3 separate regions of the Homo sapiens genome follow, and all the other regions are linked to region 2. Evidence: chromatin loops called from intact Hi-C (ENCODE). Cell type or tissue: mammary epithelial cell. All regions are shown on one strand. Each heading gives the region's core, and the rest is flanking DNA. Links, peaks and the distances in the headings are about the cores only. Region 1 overlaps LOC100130987 (a long non-coding RNA gene). Region 2 holds the start of LOC100130987 (a long non-coding RNA gene). Region 3 has its middle 24 kb from the start of KDM2A.

Region 1 (4,588 bases), core at 1,006-3,505, 66 kb after region 2:
AAAGAATCTTGTTACCTACCCCTCATACCGTATCCCTCTGTCTTTGCTAATGGTGTCCTCTCTACCCACAATGCAGCTGCCCCTCGTGAGCTCCCCATGGCTACTCATCTAGACCCTTTGTTCTTCTGCCTTCTTCCTGAAGCCTGTCACTGTCATCCCAGCTCTGCTCCCCACCACAGACTTCACTCTCCAGGGCCCTTGCTGCTCTCCACTTTGTGTTATAAGTGCTCTCTAAGGACCCGTCTCATCTCTCTCCTCTTTTGTCCCCAAGAGATTCTTGTAGGACTTCAGTGGGTTGAAGAGGGCTGGAGGTGGGAAGGGTGGAGTCTCATGGCACAGTCAGCTCTGAAGGCATGAGAGAAACCAACCAGTCTTGACCCAGCCCCGTCCTAGGCTTTCAGGTTGTCTAGAAGACATGGGTGGTTTAGGTCTATGAAGAGCTCAACCACTTTCTTTTTTTTTTTTATTTGAGACAGAGTCTCTCTCTGTCACCCAGGCTGGAGTCCAGTGGCGTGATCTCGGCTCAATGCAACCTCCCCCTCCCGGGTTCAAGCTATTCTCCCGCCTCAGTCTCCCGAGTAGCTGGGAGGCAGGCACCCACCATCATGCCCAGCTAATTTGAGGCTCACCCGCTTTCTAGCACCCACAGCCATCTTTCTGAGGCCCACCTTGTGGTCCTTAACAGAGCACTCTGTACATATTTCCGTTTTAGCCTTTGACTGTTGCAAGATTTCAAAATGAAACAGGAACTTAAGGAGATATACAAAGGGCTATGATGCAGAGAAAGGAGAGGTCAGAAGAGGGAGACGTCGGGAGATTTTGGAGATACGGCAGGGAGAATTTGAGTGGCAAAAAGTGGGGGGCCACACCTGACCTGGAACCAGGACAGGAGCTGGGGAGGAGCTGGCATTCAGACCCATGGAATCCCGTCACCTCCCAAAAGCTTTTGGAAGCCCCTGCTATATATGCCTTGCTGAACAGTGTGGACCTACAGAGAAACACAGCCTGCCTGCCAGGGACTCGGGAGCTGGTGGGACAGTGGGCAAGATAACTTCAATACCAACTAGAGATATGGGCGGCCTGCCAGGAGGCTCAGTGCAGACAAGGGCACCTGGAGCAGGCCTCCTCCAGCCTCCAGCTCAGCAGGGAACTTGAGAAAGATCCCTGGATTCTTTAGCATCAGAAAGCCCAGATCTACCACTTATAAGTGACCTGCCTGGGCAACATAGCAAGATCCCCCCCTACTTCCCCAAAAAATTAGCCAGGCATGGTGGCACACACCTGTAGTCCTACCTACTTGGGAGGCTGAGGTGACAGGATTGCTTGAGCCCAGGAGTTCAAGGCTGTAGTGAGCTATTGAGCCACTGCACTCCAGCCTGGGTGACAGAGTGAGACCCCATCTCCAAAAAAAAAAAAAAAAAAAAAAAAAGTGAGCCTCTTAGCCTCACCAAACCTCCAGGGTTCGGTGAGGCCCAGATGAGATAATAAAGTAAAAGGGCTTTGCAAGCTCCGGAGCTCTAAGGAGACGGGAGAGTCCTCTGATCTCCCCACGGTGTAGGCTATCGCTCCCATTTACTGAGCTCTTCCCAATTCTCTGGCACTGCAGTGAAGCATTTGAATACAGCACGCAATCTCACATAGCCCTCCTGAGGCCGGTGCTGTTGTAGTTGCCATTTTACCATGGGTAAACTGAGGCACAGAGTTATATAACTTTTCCAAGTTACACAGGCAGGCAGCCTGGCTCTGGAGCCACCCGGCTCTTAATTAGTAGCCTCCTCCTCACCCTGCCCCTAGTTCCTAAAAATCTCCTCCCTGCCCCCATCTCCCCAGTAATAAGCCTGTCTCAGCCTGGGAGGATGCCCTCTCTGTCCCCTTCTGTCCCACCCCGCACAACATGAGCACAAAACTGCCCCCACAGAGGCCTGCCCAAGGCGGATCAGCAAGGTCTCTGTTCCCGAAGCTGGGACTGGACACGGTGTCTGTCTCCCTCTGCTGGTCTCTTAGGGGACAGCCCAGCCGGGATGCTTTCCCTGAAGCTGGTGGCACCTTATCTCTCCCCAACAGTGGATGCTGAGTATTGGGGAGGTTGAGGAAAAGGCCAGGGACACAGGTCAGGCTCTAACTTACGGGACTCCACGTTGCCTCTTGGGGTCCATGTTGCCAGAAGCCTGCCTCTAACAGGAGTGCAAAGGGGGGTCTTAGGGAGACCGGGCCACCTCCCTGATGCCTGCCCTGGGGGACGGGCCTCAAACAGCCTCCTTCCCCTTCTAACCCATGAATGGAGCCATCATCCATGGATGTATCTAAATCTTTTGTGAAGCTGTTTCTATTTCCAGCTGAGACGACATCTTGGGATAATGAGTTCCATCAGCGTCCTCCCCTGCTGGGTGAAGCACACTGCCTTTTATTTGTCCTAAACTTACCTCACTTGCGCTCCAAGGGGGCCTGTAATTCCAGTGTGCCAGGTTTTGGTGAACAAGCCTGAACTTCTCCCTTCCCATCCTCACTGTGGGTTTAAAAAAATTCATCCTGGCCGGGCGCGGTGGCTCACGCCTGTAATCCCAGCACTTTGGGAGGCCGAGGTGGGCGGATCACGAGGTCAGGAGATCGAGACCATCCTGGCTAACACGATGAAACCCCCGTCTCTACTAAAAATACAAAAAATTAGCCGGGCATGGTGGCGGGCGCCTGTAGTCCCAGCTACTCGGGAGGCTCAGGCAGGAGAATGGCATGAACCTGGGAGGCGGAGCTGACAGTGAGCCGAGATCGCGCCACTGCACTCCAGCCTGGGCGACAGAGCGAGACTCTGTCTGAAAAAAAAAAATTTCATCCCATCTCCCCTCCACCTCCAGCCCTGCAGACTCAAAAGACCTGGTCCCTCATCTGCGCACAGTGCCTGGCAGTGTGGGCACATCCATTATCTCATGCCAGGCTCCAGCAGCTTGGGAGGAAGGCAAGGGCTCACATTCTCCTCTCAAGGCAGAGGACACAGAGGGCCCAGAATCATGGGGCCAGCACGTGGTGCCGCTGGAGGCAGCAGTAGCAGCAGCCTCTCTCCAGAGCCTCTTCCCCATGGGCTGACTCTTCTGACCTTAACCAAGAGTCTTCTTTTTTTTTTTGAGATGGAATCTTGTCCTGTTGCCCAGGCTGGAGTGCAGTGGAGGGATCTCTGCTCACGGCAGCCTCCATCTTCCAGGTTAAAGTGATTCTCCTGGCTGGGCGCAGTGGCTCACGCCTGTAATCCCAGCACCTTGGGAGGCTGAGGCGGGTGGATCATGAGGTCAGGAGATCGAGACCATCCTGGCTAACACAGTGAAACCCCATCTCTACTAAAAATACAAAAAGTTTGCCGGGCGTGGTGGTGGGCGCCTGTAGTCACAGCTACTTGGGAGGCTGAGGCAGGAGAATGGCGTGAACCCGGGAGGTGGAGCTGACAGTGAGCCGAGATCGCGCCACTGCCCTCCAGCCTGGGTGACAGAGCGAGACTCTGTCTCAAAAAAAAAAAAAAAAGTGATTCTCCTGCCTCAGCCTCCTGAGTAGCTGGAATTACAGGTGTGTGCCACCACGCCCGGCTAATTTTTGTATTTTTTTTTAGTAGAGAAGGGGTTTCACCATGTTGGCCAGGCTGGTCTTCAACTCCTGACCTCAAGCAATCTGCCTACCTTGGCCTCTCAAAGTGTTGGGATTACAGGTGTGAGCCACCGTGCCTGGCCAAGAGTCTTCTGAATATTTGCCAGTTTCTGGACAGCAGGCCTTTTCTCTGTAATGTTTCCTTGCGAGACTTTCCTCCTGGGATCCTTGTGTAGATTCACCCTAGCTTTGTCCAAGCTGATGGTTTGTTTTGTCTCCAGTCCCGGCCCAAGGATACTGTAAGGATGACTCGAGCTGGAGGGGCAGGACGCAGCAATCATAGTCGCAGCAGTGCTAACAGCAGATTCTAAGAGCTGCGTAAATATTAAGTTACTCCTCACAACAGCCCTTTGAGGTGGAAACAGGCTTGGAGAACATAAGCAACTTGTCCATTTTTGCACAACTTGTTAAGTGATGGAGACTGCGGCTAGGCTGGATTCAGACCTACACGGGCTGGCATCCACAACTGCATTCTCAACCTCAACAGACAATCGTGGGTTCAAGTCCCGAAACCTCTCTGAATTCCGTACTCTTCAGTCATTCAGCACAGACTTATTACACCACTGCTGTGTGCCAAACATCATTCTGATTTCTGGGAGAAATGCCAGGGAACAAGAAAGGCAGGGGCAGAGCTTGGCTGGGGGGCTGGCAGCACTTGGAATGCCACAAACTCATTACAAGCAGGGCAGGTACCCTGCCAGCTCAGAGCTGCCTTGCCTGCCTGGTTACCCCACAGTAACCATACAAATGCCAGTCCCTGTGTGTGCATGATGAGAAGAAAACAAGCCAGAGTAAACTCCTGAACCCTAAACTCCTCTACTCCTCTGCCCCTTCTGACTTTTAGTTACCCTGATCTGGAAAAATGCCAGCCATGAGTAATACTGTCTGTGCTCCTTTGTCTGTAAGGAGGGCTGCATGGGGAATCCCATGGTGGGACAGAGCAGTGCCTGGCAAATGA
Region 2 (4,588 bases), core at 1,282-3,781:
AATCCCAGCTATTTGGGAGCCTGAGGCAGGAGAATTGCTCGAACCTGGGAGGCTGAGGTCGCAATGAGCCAAGATTGCGCCATTGCACTCCAGCTTGGGTGACAGAGTGAGACTCCGTCTCCAAAAAAAAATAAAAATAAAAAAAACCCTATGTATACACAAAGCTCACCCAAATTGCTAAAGGGGCAAAAAATAATAAGAAGGATATAAAATGAAAAGTAAATCTCACTCCTACTCTGTCCTCTAGTCCTTCACATCTACTCAGGCAATGACTTGTTACCAGCTGCCTTTGATGCCCTCCAGGTACCCCATGCTTATGTAATCAAATATATTGGTATGTGTATTTTTTAAAAATACAGACAATAGCATGTTAACATACTATTCTACACTTTGAAAATTGGTTCATATCAGAGTTCCACATCGGTACCGTGGTGTTATATATACATTGGTTTTCATCCAGGCTCCTGGCTCATAACCCTCATAGCCCTTGTTCAGTCTTTTGTTCTAATGTTGAGTGTGTCAGGCCTCAGGAGCAGGCCGCAGGAAACAACCTCTTGACATTCTGCCCTCCTCTCCCTTGCCCCAAGGCAGGGCTCTACTGTTCACCCTCACTTTCAGATTGTGGGTTATAAGACCCTCCCCAGAGAGACCCTCCTCCTCACTCTATACCCTGGTGTAAGGAATGCTGATGTCATGAAGCTTCCATTAAAAACCCAAGAGGACTGGCTTCTTGGAGCTCTGGGTAGCTGACCATGTGCAGGTTCCTCCCCGGTGGTGCACCTAGGGAGGGTGTGCACACTCCGCACCCTCCCCCGTGCACATCTTTTCACCTTTATCCTTTGTAGTATCCTTTATAATAAGCCACTAAACGTAAGTGTTTCTTTGAGTTCTGTGAGCTGCTCCAGCAAATTAATCAAACCGAAAGAGGGGATCGTGGGAACCCCAACTTGAAGCTGGTCAGGCAGAAGTTCTGGAGGCCTGGACTTTTGACTGGGATCTGAGGGGAGGGAGATGCAGTCTTGGGGGCTGAGCCTCAACCTGTGCGATCCGACACTATCTCCCGGTAGACAGAGTTGGAATTGAATTGGAGGCCACCCAGCTGGTCTGTTGCTTGGTGTGTGGGGAGAAAAACCCCACACCTTTTTTTTTTTTTTTTGAGATGGATTCTCACTCTTGTCCACCCAGGCTAGAGTGCAATGGCGCAATCTTGGCTCACTGCAACCACCACCTTCCAGGTTGAAGCGATTCTCCTGCCGCAGCCTCCCGAGTAGCTAGGATTACAGGTGCCCACCACCATGCCTGGCTAATTTTTTTTGGTATTTTTAGTAGAGATGGGGGTTTCACCATGCTGGCGAGGCTGGTCTCGAACTCCTGACCTCAGGTGATCCACCCGTTTCGGCCTCCCAAAACGCTAGGATTACAGGCGTGAGCCATTGCGCCTGGCCAACCCAATATCTTTGGTCACCAAAGTCTTACGTGTTGATAATTGTGATGGTGTGAGAGCAGAGGAAAAACGCCATTTGAGTTTTCCCCCCAAATAGTACATAAAAGATTTGCCTCATTTAAAAAATAACCACACATGTTCTATTTTATGGAATCCATCAGTTAAGTGGTCATTTATTGATGAACATTTAGGTTGTCTGAGGGCTCCCCCCCGCCCCCATTCCAGGTAATGCTTTATAAAGCACTTTTGTGGCCGGGCGGGGTGGCTCACGCCTGTAATCCCAGCACTTCGGGAGGCCAAGGCGGGTGGATAACGAGGTCAGGAGATCGAGACCATCCTGGCTAACACGGTGAAACCCCGTTTCTACTAAAAATACAAAAAAATTAGCCGGGCATGGTGGCGGGCGCCTGTAGTCCCAGCTACTCGGGAGAATGGCGTGAACCCGGGAGGCGGAGCTTGCAGTGAGCCGAGATAGTGCCACTGCACTCCAGCCTGGGCGACAGAGAGAGACTCCATCTCCAAAAAAAAAAATCTTTTCTTTTTTTTTTTTTGTGCCACGACGCTGGCTAATTTTCATATTTTTAGTAGAAGAGGGGGTCTCGCCATGTTGCCCAGGCTGGTCTCTAACTCCTGACCTCAGGTGATCCACCCCCTCCGTCTCCCAAAGTCCTGGGATTACAGACGTGAGCCACCGCGCCTGCCCCAATACCATCGTTTTCTAGAAATGAGGAAACTGAGGCTCAGAGAAGTAACTACTAATCTCTAACAGAGCCGGAATCAGATCCTAGGTTTCTAGATTCTCATTCCAAGAGACTAACGCGGGAGCGGGGAAGGTGGCTCCTGGGCAGTCAACTGACTGCACATTTCCGCCCAAGGCGGGACCTGGATCCAGAAGTGCTTGGAGCTCGCGGGTGGGAGGATCAGGATGACTGCTGCTCCCGGAGCCCGACTTCAACTCCCACCGGGCATAGGAGCCTCTCAGCAGCGCGAGGGGTCGCCCAGCCTGGACCTGGAACGCTTGCAGCACGACCGTCGCGCGCTTCCCTCCGGAACCAGCTCCCACCGTCACAGCCCCCTCCCTCGGCCGCTCCCGGCTCAGCCCAGGCTGGGGCGGGGCCTCGGAAGCAACTGCCCTCGCCCTAGCCAGGGCTGCCGCTTGTTAGGCCAAGTTTTCAAACGGCAAAATCAACCGCGCTGAAGAGACTGTGCCTCCTTCTCTTCACTCCGCATCCCAGACGCCTCAGAGAAACTACCTTTCAGACCTTCGCGGCCTCTCCTGCGCCCGCAGCGCCCGGCAGCTGGGGACCCGGGCTTAGCCACATCGACCGCAACGTTCGCGCGCCACCTTGTGTCCATTCCCTTAGCCTCCAGGGACAACCCGGAAACCACATTTCCCAGCGTGCCGAGCGCCTCTGCGCAGGCGCAAAGAGTTTCCCTCGTTGCCATGGGAACCTCGCCCCTTCTAGAGTCCTGGCCGCTTGACTCAGCTAAGCGCGAAGGTGTTGTTTCTTCCTGAGGTGCGCTGGGGCTGGGACCCGGTCTGCAGAAGGTCCAGGGGATGGCGTCGGGGGATTGAGGAGAGGAGACCAAGCCGGCCTTGCCTCCGGGACCAGCGCTTCCAAATTCTCTGGGGCGTCCCGGCGCGCACACGCTCCTGAGGCCTCGGCGTTCTGAGGAAAGGGGCTGGCGTGGCGACCCGGGTCCTCGAGGCCGAGATCTGGCTGTGGCCCGCGAAGCCCCGCTTGCCCGCGCCAGCGTCTTGTCACCCCGAGCCGAGGGCCTGCGCGCGGCCGACAGGTACTCCCGGGCGCTGGCAGCCCACGGGGAGGGTTCGCGGCGCAGGTGAACGCGGAGGTAGAATCAGACAGGGCAGTGAGTGCGCCCGGGGCTGGATCTGGCTCAGCCGCTGGTGGATTCGGAACCCGGGAGGCCCCCAGGCCCGGTGGGCTTCAGTTCCCACGCTCTGTAAAATGGGGCTTGGACTGGAATTCTAGTGTCCATTGAGATTCTGTTGCAGAGCAGCCCCCTGGCTCTGTGTGACCTACGAGTTCCTTCCTCTGTAAAATACGGAGGCTGAGACCGATGATCCTAACGTCTCTTCCTACGGTGCAGTATGTTACACACTGCTGGCCCCATTGCCCCTTATTGCACCCCAAGTGCAAGAAGAAAGAAGGGGACCTGGGATGATCTGAGCAAGACTCTCAGCTTGGGATCTAGAGTCAGAGAAACTTGGGTTTGTGACTTTGGGCAAAGTTAGGACATCTCTTGAGACTCAGCTTCTTCATTTGCAAGATTGGGGATAATGTTAATACTACCTCAGGTTTTTGAGGATTAAATGAGATGACGCATGTAAGTTTTTAGCCCAGGGACTGCATAGAGGAACTGCTATCCCAGGTCCCAACTATCGTTTCTGATAATTTCTACAATAGTCCCTAGCCACCATAAGACCTTTTCTTAATTTTTGAATTCACTTTATTTCTGGGCAAGTTCATTCTCCTAAGCAGGGCGGTTTTTTGCTTTTTGTTCGTTTGTTTATTTTGAGACAGGGTCTCACTGTCACCCAGGCTGGGGTGCGGTGGCGTGATCTCTGCTTACTGCAACCTCCTCCTCCTGGGTTCAAGCGATTATCGTGCCTCAGCCTCCTGAGTAGCTGGGACTACAGGCGTGTGCCATCGCTCCCGGCTAATTTTTGTATTTTTTGTTAGAGATGGGGTTTCACCATGTTGGCCAGGCTGGTCTCAAACTCCTGGCCTCAAGAGATCTGCCCGCCTCGGCCTCCCAAATTGTTGGGATTACAGGCGTGAGCCACCACACCTGGCTAGGCAGGATGGTTTTATAGGCTGATTTTGATGGGGAAACTTGAGTCTTTTCACCCAAGGTTGGATGCTCAAGGCCAGTGTATTGCCTCCCTTCAGCTGTAGGCTGAATTATAGCGTTACCACACAGCATTTAGGGAGGATGCAGGCTTAATGCCACATAGTAGGGTGGATACTTAAGATTCATAGAGGATGTGAGTACTTATGATGCAAAAACAGCTGAATATAGAATTATGTATTTACATAAGACTGGTTACTTTCATGGTTATAAAGAATGCGTAAGAATTCTATGCTGCTTGCATTGAGTTCAAGCTTTGTGTTAATTGAG
Region 3 (4,588 bases), core at 953-3,452, 220 kb before region 2:
GCAAATCTAGAACTGTTCTAAAGTAGAATGGTTATTTAAAAAATCAGGCCAGGCGCAGTGGCTCAGGCCCGTGATCCCAGCACTTTAGGATGCCAAGGCGGGTGGATCACAAGGTCAGGAGATTGAGACCATCCTGGCCAACATGGTGAAACCCCATCTTTACTAAAAATACAAAAAAATTCGCTGGGCGTGGTGACATGCGCCAGTAGTCCCAGCTACTCGGGAGGCTGAGGCAGGACAATCGCTTGAACCAGGGAGTCAGAGGTTGCAGTGAGCTGAGATCGTGCCACAGCACTCTAGCCTGGCAATAGAGTGAGACTCCGTCTCAAAAAAAGAAAAATCAAAGTAGCCACCAGAAATTACAGTAGTAGTCAGGTGAAATCCCAAGAGTAGGACCTGGCTGGGTGGGCCACCTGAGGGCTGCCCCTACTGGTACCTAGATGGCATACTGGCTGAGGGTAGGTCCCAGAGACCCAATAGCAACCCATCTGCCTCCCTCAGTGCAGAGCACTGCTCAGTAAATGCATGTGTGCAGCGTAAGATGTGAACTGCCCCAATTCCAGGCAAGACCTATAGGATGGGTGCAACGCACACCTACTTGTGAAATTCTAGTCCTGGGTGGAGCAGTAACCCACTTGAACCAGGGGATACCTCCTGAGGTTTAAACAAACCTCAGCTGGCAGCTGACAATAGAAATGCAAACAGCCAAGCCGGGCACGGTGGCTCACGCCTGTAATCCCAGCACTTTGGGAGGCTGAGGCGGGCGGATTGCTTGAGGTCAGGAGTTTGAGACCAGCCTGGCCAACATGGTGAAACCCCGTCTCTACTAAAAATACAAAAATTAGTGGAGCATGGTGGGGTGTGCTCCCACCTACTAGGGAGGCTGAGGCAGGAGAATCGCTTGAACCCAGGAGGTGGAGGTTGCAGTGACCAGAGATCGTGCCACTGCCCTCCAGCCTGGGCAACAGAGCAAGACTCTGTCTCAAAAAAAAAAAAAAAGCCAGGCGTGGTGGCTCACACCTGTAATCCCAGCACTTTGGGAGGCCAAGGTGGGCAGATCACGAGGTCAGGAGATTGAGACCATCCTGGCTAACATGGTGAAACCCCATCTCTACTAAAAATACAAAAAATTAGCCAGGCATGGTGGCCAGCACCTGTAGTCCCAGCTACTTGGGAGGCTGAGACAGGAGAATGGCGTGAACCCAGGAGGCGGAGCTTGCAGTGAGCCGAGACACGCCACTGCACTCCAGCCTGGGCAACAGAGCGAGACTCCGTCTCAAAAAAAAAAAAAAAAAGAAGGGAGGGAGGGAGGGAGGGGAGAAGGGAGGGAGAAAAGGAAGGAGGGAGAGAGAGGGAAAAGGAAGGAAGGGAAAGAGAGAGAAAGAACGAATGAAAAGAGAGAGAAAGAGGAAGGGAGGGAGGGAGGAAGGAAGGAAGGAAGGCAGGAAGGAAGGAAAAGAAGGAAAGAAGGAAAGAAAGAAAGAAAGCCCCTGATAGCTTTAGATTTGCTCATGCAGACCAGGCGCGATGGCTCATGCCTGTAATCCCAGCACTTTGGGAGGCCGAGGCAGGCGGATCACGAGGTCAGGAGATCAAGAGCATCCTGGCTAACATGGTGAAACCCCGTCTCTACTAAAAATACAAAAAAATTAGCCGGGCGTGGTTGCAGGTGCCTGTAGTCCCAGCTATTTGGGAGGCTGAGGCAGGAGAATGGCCTGAACCTGGGAGGCGGAGCTTGCAGTGAGCAGAGATCACGCCACTGCACTCCAGCCTGGGTGACACAGGGAGACTCTGTCTCAGAAAAAAAAAAAAAATAGATTTGCTCACGCATTTTTCCCACCTGGTGCCTGTTCGCTCAAGTTTCCTTTGCCCACCCGTCCTGGGTCTCTGGGCTGCAGGCAGAGCAGCTCCCAAGCTTCTCCAAGTTCACTGGCCCCTCTTCCCACCTTAAAACCAGCTGCATCAGCAGAAGAGATTATGCCAGGTATTAAAAGCCCGCCAGGGGGCGGGGGTGGGGTGGGGTAGGATTGCCAGGCCAGCATGCTAGAGGCCCAGGCACCTGCAGGGACACCAGGAACAGCTGTCCACCAGCTGGAAGGGCCACTGCTCCCCTACATGTGCCCAAAACCTGACCTTCCCTGTGCCTCTAGCTGAAGTTTGCTCCAGTCCAGGCTCACAAGGCAGTGGTCTGTGGTCAGCTATGCATGGGGCTTGGGATGCTAGGATTGTGGTGGAAGTGAGGGAAAGATTTAGGGCTGAGCCAGGTGAGGGGACACTGGAGAATTTTCACAGCTGGGCTGATCCTGGAGCAGGAGTGAGAGCAGTGGTGGGATGTGCAGGATGGGCTGGAGGGACCTGCAGACCTCTCTGGATGGATGATGCTCCAGCACCCGCTCAGGGTGAAGACAAGCAGGGTTCAGGATGAAGACCTCTCACCTAAGCAGCAAGGGTCGACCCTGCCCCTCTCCCTGCCCTGTCCCCTGAAGCTGCTAGTCAGTTGCAGCGTGAGTACTGGGGCAGAAACTGTCCTCTCCGGAGAAGTGCTCACACTGCAGGGGACACTGCTGGGGGTTCAGGGGAGAATGGGACCCTCACCCCCGTGAGTAACTAGGGATCAGTAACTAGGTAGCCGCCTTCCTGCAGCAGGCCACCCTCTGGCCCCTGCTTCTTAGCTGCAACCTCTGCAAGGTCCTGGCCCATATAGGTGTGACCTGTGAGGAGGTTAAAGGAAAGGTACCTTAGCCCCTGGCTGGGGCTCTCTCTCTGAAGTGCACCTGTAGTCCCAGCTCCTCGAGGCTGAGGCAAGAGGATCACCTGAGCCCAAAAGTTTGAGGCTACAGTGAGCTATGGTCACGCCACTGCACTCCAGTCTGGGTGAAAAAACGAGACCCTTTCTCTAAAAAAAAAAGGAAGTCCAGGCGTGGTGGCTCATGCCTATAATCCCAACATTTTGGGAAGCCAAGCCAAGGTAGGCGGATCACCTGTCGGGAGTTTGAGACCAGCCTGACCAACATGGCGAAACCCCACCTCTACTAAAAATACAAAATTAGCTGGGTGTGGTGGCATATGCCTGTAATCCCAGCTACGCGGGAGGCTGAGGCAGGAGAATCGCTTGAACCCAGGAGGCAAATATTGCAGTGAGCCAAGATCACGCCATTGCACTCCAGCCTGGGCAACAAGAGCGAAAGTCCGTCTCAAAAAAAAGAAAGCAAAAGAAAAAGAAAGGGCACATTGGCCGGGCGTGGTGGCTCATGCCTATAATCCTGGCACTTTGGGAAGCCGAGGCGAGCAGATCACCTGAGGTCAGGAGTTCAAGACCAGCCTGGCCAACATGGCAAAACCCTGTCTCTACTACAAATACAAAAATTAGCCAGGGGTCGTGGCAGGCACTTGTAATCCCAGCTACTCGGGAGGCTGAGGCAGGAGAATCACTTGAACCCAGGAGGCTGAGTTTGCAGTAAGCGGAGATCATACCACTGCACTCCAGCCTGGGGTGACAGAGCGAGACTGTGTCAATAATAATAATAATAATAATAATAATAATAATAATAATAAATAAGGGGCATCTTTGGCTTTGGGTGGAGCCAGGCTGGTGGCTGCAGGGGCCCCATGGGAGCAGGGAGGCCGGGAGACACTGCTACCAGGGACCTCCACTCACCTGCCTCCTGCCCTCCCAACTCTGCCTTAGAGCCCAGCAGGCTGCCTCCCAGCAGGCTGGCTCTTGCAGTGGGATGTGGCACAGGAGGTTTTTGTTTCCAGCGGGCTTTCCTTCCCACATCTGCAAGTTCAAACTCAATGCCCATGATCCCTAGAAAGCCTTGGTAAAGGATGTCACTAAGTCTGACATTCTCTCAAACTGAACTTTTTTTTTTTTTCTGGTGCCCACCATACCCTACCCTAGTTCTCTCAGAGCATCCAAAGAACTCTCCAGAACTCTCCATTGCCCTCTGTAGCTCTGGATGTGGTGCCTACCACGGGCCGTTGGCAGTCCCGATTCTGTGTCTCTGACCAGGGGTTGCTCAGGCCACTGACTCTGCACACACATGGGGCAGTGAGTGTGCCAGGGAGCCAACAGCCTCTGGAAGCAGCCCACAACCAATGGCAGGTGGCAGCGGGTGGATAAGGAAAATGTGGAGTCCCCTTCTACACTGTCTCCCAGAGGTGTCCAGCCAGGCAGCACCAGCAGCCACTGCAGTGACTTGCTCGACGATGCACCCTTCGTTGGTTCTCTTCCCTCCCTTGTCTTACTTTCCACTCCTCTGTCAGTATTTCCTAGGACCATTTCCCAAATAAACTTCTTGCACTTGAATCCTTGCCTCAAGGTTTGCTTCTGGGTGAATTCGAAGTAAGGCACAGTGGCTCACACCTGTAATCCCAGCACTTTGGGAGGCTGAGGAGGATTGATCACCTGAGGTCATGAGTTCGAGACCAGCCTGGCCAACATGGCGAAACCTCGTGTCTACTGAAAATACAAACATTAGGCGGGCATGGTGGTGGGTGCCTGTAATCCCACCTACTTGGGAGGCTGAGACAGGGAGAATTGCTTGAACCTGGGAGTCAGAGGTTGCAGTGAGCAGAGATCACACCA

What was found. Hi-C counts contacts between places; a loop is a spot of excess contacts. Peaks named below come from ENCODE experiments on the same cell type or tissue, not always from the same donor. Only the 100,000 strongest peaks of a DNase experiment are listed, where the experiment ranks them.
Region 1: it touches region 2 in a loop (8-fold over the local background); 13 of 110 quality-filtered maps call a loop at or near these places.
Region 3: a loop joins it to region 2, with 5 times the contacts of the local background. A loop is called at or near these places in 47 of 110 quality-filtered maps.

The regions. Positions count from the first base shown.
Region 1 is chr11:67,380,742-67,385,329 of GRCh38, forward strand. All of the region lies in intron 2 of LOC100130987 (a long non-coding RNA gene), which reads left to right. Among named protein-coding and RNA genes, the nearest start is that of RAD9A, 9.0 kb to the right of the region's middle. RefSeq lists an enhancer at 199-248. In mammary epithelial cell, for the core only: a CTCF peak has its summit at 1,992 (motif pointing left); a DNase peak (open chromatin) is centred at 1,980.
Region 2 is chr11:67,314,957-67,319,544 of GRCh38, forward strand. LOC100130987 (a long non-coding RNA gene) reads left to right here and starts at 2,883. Exons shown (of 4, transcript NR_024469.1): 1 at 2,883-3,241. RefSeq lists enhancers at 2,514-2,563, 2,604-3,033 and a silencer at 3,254-3,303. In mammary epithelial cell, for the core only: a CTCF peak has its summit at 2,798 (motif pointing left); DNase peaks (open chromatin) are centred at 2,335 and 2,845; H3K4me3 peaks cover 1,803 bases; H3K27ac peaks cover 1,779 bases.
Region 3 is chr11:67,093,098-67,097,685 of GRCh38, forward strand. No RefSeq gene overlaps it. Among named protein-coding and RNA genes, the nearest start is that of KDM2A, 24 kb to the right of the region's middle. RefSeq lists a silencer at 2,032-2,101 and an enhancer at 2,202-2,261. In mammary epithelial cell, for the core only: a CTCF peak has its summit at 1,993 (motif pointing right); no DNase peak of the experiment used is centred there.